Linked DNA regions of Homo sapiens: all the other regions are linked to region 3. Evidence: chromatin contacts called from ENCODE Hi-C or POLR2A ChIA-PET data. All regions are on one chromosome and are shown on one strand. Each heading gives the region's core, a stretch centred on a gene start or an enhancer-like site at or near the end of the contact. The rest is flanking DNA. Distances are from core to core; before and after follow the strand shown. Region 1 overlaps RNASEH2B-AS1 (RNASEH2B antisense RNA 1). Region 2 overlaps DLEU1 (deleted in lymphocytic leukemia 1). Region 3 overlaps DLEU1 (deleted in lymphocytic leukemia 1).

Region 1 (2,700 bases), core at 201-2,700, 380 kb before region 3:
TCAGGGGATGGAAGACTGCCATTGGCTTCACCTAATTAGGTTCTATCACCAGTGATCCAGATATGGTCAGTTTCCTCTGAGGTATTTGGAAAATAGGTAGTTTTCTGAAAATTACTTTGGTTCTCTAAAGTACTAATGAATATTTTGCAGAAAATGAACACCTTCCATGACTCTCACCCACTGGTGTCTGGGCTGGTGGGACAAGAGAGCATCTGCTGTTTGATGAAATAAATTTATGTTGAGGTTATCAGAGCAGGAGGTTGTTGACAAGCACGGGTGTCTATAATGGTCTTGTAAGAGCTGAAAGTGTTACTGGCGGTGAATCTGTATAGGTCTGCAGCAACAATTCTTACCTTCTCAGAAGAAAGAATTTGGCTCAGGGGCATAAGGCAGAGTGAGAGACTGAGGCAAGTTTTAGAGCAGTGGTGAAAGTGTATTAAAAAGCTTTAGAGCAGGAATGAAAGGGAGTAAAGTACACTTGGAAGAGGGCCAAGCAAGCAACTTGGGAGATCAAGTACACAGTTTGACCTTTTGACTTTGAGTTTTATATGCTGACATACTTACAGGGTCTTGGGTCCCCTCTCCCCTGATTCTTCCCTTGGGGTGGGCTGACCACTTGTGTGCTAGTGCTTGGGAGGGGCCGCATGCGCAGTGTGTTTACTGGAGTTGTACACATGCTTACTTGAAGCACTCTTCTCTTACCAGTTGATTGCTCCTAGAAGGTCATATACCAGTCAAACTCTGCCATTTTGCCTCTTAGTGTGCATGCTTGAACCCACTGGCCCAACTCCTGAGATCTTATCCGGAAGCTGCTGATCACCAGTTTCAGGTGTTTTCTATCTATTGGGAGGCTGCCTTTCCCTGGCATCTGGGTTTCTCATTCACTGCTATTGACTTGGGCCGAAATTACATGTTCCATGCAGCTGGAAGGAAGTTGCCTAAGAAAAGCTATCAAACACTTGTGAGGATTGGAGACTACAGCAAATCCACAAGTGATGAACCTGCTGGCTAGTTCAAGAAAATTCAAGAAATATATTTGGACAGACCTCTAGAGATTTGGCTAAAATAAAGAAGAGCAGACACTTAAAAAAGTATTTTTTCTTTGATTTGTGGTATAATTTTAAATCATGAATCTAACCCATTTCTTGATAGGTGGGTTTGAACTACAGAAATTCTAGTTCAACTTTTACCTCTTCTGAAGGCATCATTTTAATGTTAATGCATGTTGATATATGTCTCCTTTCTTTAGCAATAGGACTTCCTTGAGCTGATTAGAGTAGCTGTGCCATCTGCAAAAACTCTACCTTAATGCATCTACTTTAAAACCTTGAAAACCTTAATGCATCTACTTTGCATGTAAACAGGGAGCATGGCTGTGGCCTAACTGAATTTCAATGCCTGTAAGTGTGGTTTCCTGAAAAAGAAAATGAAACCCTGTCTCCATGTCTTCACAGCATGCATACTTTTTTTTTTTTTAAACTGTGCATCTGAGTCACACTGAACAACTCTCTTTCTACTCCAAAGGGGGAAAATAAGTTAAATTTATGTTTCATGCCTGTAAGGCATTTTAAAGTTAATCGGGCCCTTTGGGCCTAATTTAATTTGTGTAAGATTGCTGTTGATGATTAGAATAGCTATTTAAGATTTTTGTTAACAGTCTGTTATGTGGACTTAATGGAAGCACTCCAAAAGCAGTCTGTTCACTTTCCCCTGTCAAATTCAGGTTACAGAGCCTTCACAGATGTGAGTAGACATCAATACGAAAAGGGGATAGAACACAAATTAAAATCAGAAGTGTACTCAAACTGCCAGTGTTGAGCTTTGGTTAAAAACATCTGTCACATAAAAGCAAACACTCAGAGCCGTTACGTCTTGTAACAGTTGTCTTTATTTTTCATATCTTTGGCATTTTCATCATTTCATGTTAGTGCTGTCTTTGGAATTTTTCATACAAGTGATTGCTTTTTTTAACATCACTGATTTCTCTACACAAACATTTGTAAGGCTTTTGTCTCAACACTACAAAGAGAGAGAATATCAAGCAGAGCTGGAATTTGAATGGTCTCGTAGAATCTGAAAAATGCTAAATGACGAGTTAATGGGTGCAGCACACCAGCATGGCACATGTATACATATGTAACTCACCTGCACATTGTGCACATGTACCCTAAAACTTAAAGTATAATAATAATAAAAAAAGATTTTACTTTAAAAAAAAAAAAAAAGAAAAATCGGCTGACCAACGCAGAGCACTTTAGCGAAGTGAATGTATTTGACTCATTCTGGCCAACATTAGATCAAACTCTCCCTTTGATTCCTGCTACAAGGTTATTTTTCATCGTTTCAAAATTTACAGCTACCATTCTTATTTTACAGATGTCAGTGATCATAAGAAGCCCAGGTCTCCCTTCGGTACTATCAAGGAGATTTCAGGATGCTCTTGAGTCACTTTCCTGATATTTGTCATAAATCACATCTATTTTTTTCAGAGTTAAGATTTTATTTCTCTCATTACTTTGTTTCATAGCTTTTACAATTTCATTCCTTTATTCTGTTTTCATTTTCTGTTTTCCAGGCGTTGTATTTCAAAACCATGGCCCTTCTATTTCCTCTTTCTTATTGTTTTTCTCTTCCATGTTCACTTCTGCCTTCCTTAATTTTCTTTCCCTTCCTTTACTCTCATTTCTTTCACAGAGTGAG
Region 2 (2,700 bases), core at 123-2,622, 280 kb after region 3:
TCAGTGATTCTTCCTGGCCCAAGTCCAAGAAAGACCTCCACCCATGACCGTGAAGTGAAAACTTATCTAACTCAGATACTACAACTCCAACCATCTCCAGGTGAAAGTAGTCCTTTGGACCAAGAGACTACAACCTTTCTCATATGTGATATTTTGTAAGGTGCCAATAATAGGCTCAGCAATGGGGACCCCAGGTCTGAACACAAAACTGTGAAAGAAATTATTGAACTCTGAGAATGTCACCTAATAGAGAGACTGCTGTGCTCAGAGTATGAGACATGGGTCCTAATCCCAACTGTACCACTGATTTGTTGTGTGACAACAGGTGAGTTTATCTGTCCACACTCCAGTTTCCTCACCCGTAGAAAGGGATACCCACCCTGCCAACTTTACCCATATATTATGAAGACAAGTTAGCAGATGACTTAGTGCTTAGAAAAGTTAAAGCACTTGGAAATGAAACACATTAGTATGCAGTCTCCTTCCCCATCCCCTTTCTACATCTCATTTTGTGTTTCTCTTGCTGAACCTCTCCAAGAAACCCTCTTAAGCAATGAAAGCAAAGCCTTCTCTTTGAGCATCAATTCTGTAATCCTCCAACTGTATTTGGAAGGGAAACAAATTCTCCACCATGTTAAAGGCCTGTTTGTCCTCCTCTTCCCCCTAACAAAAAGAAAAATTGCAATAACTATCACTATTAATATATATATATCACTATGTTTGTCACTATTAAGCATATATCAAGTAAGTGACTTGCATTGTCTCATTTGATCTCCACAAAAACCCTCTTTGATAAGTATGAGTAGCCCCATTTTACCAATGAGGAGACTGAAAATGAGTTTAAATAATATGCCCCATTCAAACATCCTAGGGACTTCCAAATCCCAGTGGTGGAAGAAGGAATCCCTTCATGTCAGAATTTCGGGCACTCTAGCAAGCCTGAAATCATGTTAATAGCAAGTTAGAGAACTTTAGTTGGAGGATTGGAAGGCTTGCTTTTCTGCATTATCCTTCAAACCTCCCCTCAGGGAGCACCTATGAAAATAAATCAGTTCCAGAGTTCTCACCCAAACTGCTTTCAGGTTAGACAGCCAAGGATTCCAGAACAAAAGTATCCAGTGCAATTTAAAAAGGGGAGAGGCACACAACAGGGAAGCATGTCAAAGTGTGCACAAACAAGCTCGCCCTCCACCACCAGGCGTATTTACAAGTGACCACGTAAATTGTGATTTAACGGTCCAGCATGTGGTATAAAATGTCAGCAACTTTCACAGAGAGAGAAGTCTGGTTTTTACACCCACACAGCACTGTACACTTGACTTGAGCGCCCCGAAAATTCCCCTAAGCATTTTTATCATTACGTATCACTCGTATCACTACACAGTTTAGTCAGCCAAACCATATCCTTTTCCAGCTTTAGATAAATTGCCTTCTGACAAACTGCACACAGACAAAATATCACGAAGTCCCCAAGTTGTAATCTCTACCCTGTTTTTCTACAGAGATGAGTAAGATTTTCCTATTTAGTTTTTTTAAGTACATAAGCAGCAGATGCATGTAATATACGAATATTGTCATTAGTGTGTTTACTCGCTTTCTTGAAATATATCTGAGTTTTATCACTACCTTCGCCCAGATTATGCCACTTGCCACAAGAAAATTACTGCACAAAGACATATTGGTTTAAAAAAAGAGGTGGTCATTTGCCTTTTCTGAACTCTCATTATAATGGATAAAGCTTTAGCTGTACTTTTGGGGAAAATGAACATCATCAAAAAGTGTAAGCCTTGTCATTTTTACCAAATGTCATTTTTACCGCTTTGTCATTTTTACCAAACTTACAGTCAACATTTAAACAAATCTTTTAATATACTGTAGAGAAGCGAACTTTATAAACCATTACAAAATGTTTAATCAGAATTCATTTTAGCCAATCTAGTAAGAGGTCAGCTCAGTTTTCTGTGCTGTAACAAAGCTACGTCTATTTTTAAGAGAATACAGTAACTAATACTTTATTCATCCAGCTAATATTAAACTTATGTTCAATAGCTATTAAGAAACATACTTAAGACTACGACTGCAGGTAGAAAAACACACACACAGTTTCTAAATACCCTGTACTTATTAGAGTTGCTAATCCAAAAAAAGTATTTGTCATGTAAATGAATATACACAGCTCTTTGTCAAGCTAACGAAACTTGTGATAAGTAACACACACACACAAACACACACACACTGGCAAAGCTAGCAACCACTGGCCAAGTAAACCAACAATAGAGCTAAGAACAGCAATAGAAATATCCCCGGACACCTAGTACCTAATAGTGCCCAGTGAATGGTAGAAACTCTGTGTTTGTTCACAAATACTAATGGGTTTTAACCTAATAGAAATGTCTTCGGGAGAATTGTAAATATGTTGGACATCAGAAGTAGGTCAGAGGCATCAATGTTGAACATTTTTCACATCACAGTTTTATTGTTTTAATTTCCTACTTGAAATTAATATACTACTTTTTGAAATTAGTGTTACGCCAGATGCTGAGTTTATTTTCACATCTTAAGTGTATGAGTTTTACTTTCAGTTTTTACCTAACGAGACACATGTCTTGATCAATATACATTAGTTCACGCAGTTGTCTACAAAGCCAGGTGCTTTCAAAATGATTATATTCTATATTTGTAGAGTACCTTAAGAGTTTT
Region 3 (2,700 bases), core at 5-2,504:
TGTTTGACTTAGGAGCCTCCTCTTGGTATGATTTGCTTCACCCTAACTGAATTTATTGAGGATTACAGAGGTTGTGCATTGAAGTGTCCCTTCCAAAACCCAAACAAATCTCTCACACAAAGAGGACAACAGTAAAAGAAGCATGCAATTTACCAGGGCAGGCTGCTTACTGTCTTTTTTTTCTGATTTGCTTTACTTGTTTTAGTTTATGTTTTCATAAATCCTGTTTTGTTTAGCAACAGGTGTAACCCAGCTGCACCCACCCTAAAGTTGCTGTCTTTCTATTTCAGACTGTCTCCTGACATGGAATGACTCCAGAAGGCTCAGCCAAGAAAATAATTATGACAAGCTCAGAGAAATCTATAAAATGTTTAAATAGCTAACTAGCATGTTAACTACTGGAGGAAGCAGGTAGAATTAAATGGAAATATTAACTTTGAGATTAAAAAAATAAGAAGACAGAAAGAAAGCAAGCCCCAGGAAAAGTAAGGGAAAGGAGCAGTGAGCCAGGAGCGAGAGGAGGCTGGCCTTGGAAGCAGCGACAGTCTGAAAATATAGGTGCTGTAAAATATTTACTTGTCCTAAGTGCTTTCTCCTCCCCTGCCTGGTTGTGCCAACTCACAACCTCTTGTAAACTCTTCCATTTTTTATGGTTTTCTAGGGGCAGATGCTTATCAGCTGAAAGGTGAACTGCAACTATTTCACAGAAAATAAACTCAGAGTATGTTTATGTGATTGTTACTCTAAGACAGCAAGAAAAAAAAAATGAATTCAGCACACGAGCCATTTTAAAAATCTTGATCCTCGCCAAACCCCAAACCAAATTTGTGTCTTACACTGTTCTCTTCAGCCCCCTTTCACGTTCCTCCCCACAAGAATATAATCATTTGGACAACCCTAAGAGTCGCAAGCTAAGTCACTATTGTCACAGCTTGGCTTGTCTGGCAGTTTGGACACTGCCCAGTGTCCCCTCCAGGGAGCAGAGGAATCCGTGTAAAGATTTTACTTAATCATTATTTTTAACCTTTGGGGGTTGCAGCTAATGATATGAAAAAAGCCTTCAAAACCACACAATATACTGGGGCATAAAAATGGCCTATATTTGAAAATAACTCCAAGTTTAGCTGTTTTGGAATAAAGCAAATGTTTAAAGTAGCCTGAAGTGAAACTTGAATGTTTCAATAGGCCCAGCTGCCTCTGAGGCTGGCGTGGGGCTCGGGGAGGAAGCGGTGGTTTCTCTTTGAAGCCTGGCTGCAACAAGTCCAGGAGCGGCCAAATTGCAGAGAGAAGCTGCCTCCCCAGCCTGCAGGTCCCCCCGAGAGCTGCTGAGACAGAGCCATCATCATCTCACTTCTTTCCTGAAGGCAGAAAAAGAGGAGGAAAACAAGAAACACAAAAGGAGGACTTGGAAGATTTAGGGCTCTGAGTGCAAACGTTTTTGTGGCAATTAAAGTTTAAAGAAACCAAGCTGGCCCGCAGCAGGAGGAACTATGTTGAACACCAAGCAAACTGAGGAGGAGAGAATTGGAGTTTTTATTTTCTGCTTTGATAAAACAAACAAATAAACAGACAGACAAAAAAACTGGGATCCAAGAAACGAAGGAGACAAGATGACCGAGTGGGAACATGTCTCCAATGGGTTGTTTCATTTTTTGTTTCCGGTAATGAACCACCAGCAAATCCGAAGTACCCTACACCCTACATTGTCCCCTCCTTGTCTTCTAAGTGACCTAGTAGCAAGCTTTTTTTTTTTTTTTCCAAATTCTGTGGTCTATAGTGTATGTCAGAAGAGAACCTCCTCCCCCATCCTCTTTTCTCAGCTGAAGACTGGCTCCCTATGTCACTAAGATTACAAAAGAGGAACTTCCAAGCACTCCCATGTCCATAAATACTCACCTTTGTTTGCAAACCTCACATTCTGCTTCCTCTCCTGTCACTCTGTATGAACAGTCCATAACCCTTCGGCCACCCTCCACCTATGCGCTGGAACCCAAATGCACTCACCTACTCCAGGACATCATTTGTCCCCTGTCTCTTCTGCTGCATCATCAACTTCTACTTTTGACTATATTATTCCCACATACAAACATGCTGCAATTCTCCCATTTCAGGGGAAAAAAGTTTCTCTTTACCCCACTTCACCACCAGCTACCATCCCATCTTCTGGTCCCCTTTATGATAAAACTATGAAAAGCATAATTTATATCAGTGCTGTCCAGTAGCCATATAATGTGAGCCACATCTGTCATTTTAATTTTTCTAGTAGCCACATGAAAAAAATTTAAAAAGAAACAAATGAAATTAATTTTAATAATAAATTTTTGGAGTTATTTTCAGATATAGGCCATTTTTATGCCCCAGTTCTGTACAGCCCCAATTTCTCCTCCTTCCATCCTCTTTTGAACCCATGTCTCAGGGTTTTGCCTTCACCACTCAACTGACACTGCTCTTATCAAAGTCTCCAATAATTTGCTCTATCTAGAGGTCAATTCTCAGCCTATCACTTGCTTGACCTGTCACACTGTATTAGTCAATGTTCTCTAAAGGGACAGAACTAATTGGACAGATGAATGTATGAAGGGGAGTTTGTTAGGAGAACTGACTCACATGATCACAAGGTTAAGTCTCACAATAGGCCATCTGCAAGCTAAGAAGCCAGGAAGCCAGTCTGAGTCCCAAAACCTCAAAAGCAGGAAAGCT

Evidence for each region. A loop is a pair of places that touch in the nucleus more often than their neighbours do. ChIA-PET counts read pairs that join two places held with the same protein, here RNA polymerase II (POLR2A). Pooled maps may share reads with other maps.
Region 1: a pooled map shows a loop between it and region 3 (4-fold over the local background). The contact joins two enhancer-like sites. A Hi-C loop is called at or near these places in 1 of 168 maps with a recorded cell type or tissue (cardiac septum), 1 of 37 single-sample maps with no recorded cell type and 3 of 50 pooled maps. POLR2A ChIA-PET finds 5 or more read pairs at or near these places in 4 of 52 experiments (OCI-LY7, activated B cell, activated CD4-positive, alpha-beta memory T cell and 1 more).
Region 2: a pooled map shows a loop between it and region 3 (5-fold over the local background). The contact joins two enhancer-like sites. A Hi-C loop is called at or near these places in 2 of 168 maps with a recorded cell type or tissue (Panc1 and dorsolateral prefrontal cortex), 5 of 37 single-sample maps with no recorded cell type and 5 of 50 pooled maps. POLR2A ChIA-PET finds 5 or more read pairs at or near these places in 3 of 52 experiments (MCF 10A, activated B cell and endothelial cell of umbilical vein).

The regions. Positions count from the first base shown.
Region 1 is chr13:50,892,446-50,895,145 of GRCh38, reverse strand. The region is part of intron 1 of RNASEH2B-AS1 (RNASEH2B antisense RNA 1); the gene reads left to right. Among named protein-coding and RNA genes, the nearest start is that of RNASEH2B, 16 kb to the left of the region's middle. RefSeq lists enhancers at 1,411-1,560, 1,031-1,570. Within about 2 kb of position 1,450, at least 8 of the 41 ENCODE cell types and tissues checked have a DNase peak (open chromatin) inside an H3K27ac peak, as active enhancers do; they include OCI-LY7, where a contact is called at or near this core.
Region 2 is chr13:50,235,748-50,238,447 of GRCh38, reverse strand. All of the region lies in intron 2 of DLEU1 (deleted in lymphocytic leukemia 1), which reads right to left. LOC124900337 (a long non-coding RNA gene) reads right to left here. Exons shown (of 2, transcript XR_007063796.1): 2 at 1-2,700. Among named protein-coding and RNA genes, the nearest start is that of DLEU2, 110 kb to the right of the region's middle. Within about 2 kb of position 1,372, at least 4 of the 41 ENCODE cell types and tissues checked have a DNase peak (open chromatin) inside an H3K27ac peak, as active enhancers do.
Region 3 is chr13:50,511,270-50,513,969 of GRCh38, reverse strand. All of the region lies in intron 5 of DLEU1 (deleted in lymphocytic leukemia 1), which reads right to left. Among named protein-coding and RNA genes, the nearest start is that of DLEU1-AS1, 15 kb to the left of the region's middle. Within about 2 kb of position 1,254, at least 33 of the 41 ENCODE cell types and tissues checked have a DNase peak (open chromatin) inside an H3K27ac peak, as active enhancers do; they include OCI-LY7, where a contact is called at or near this core.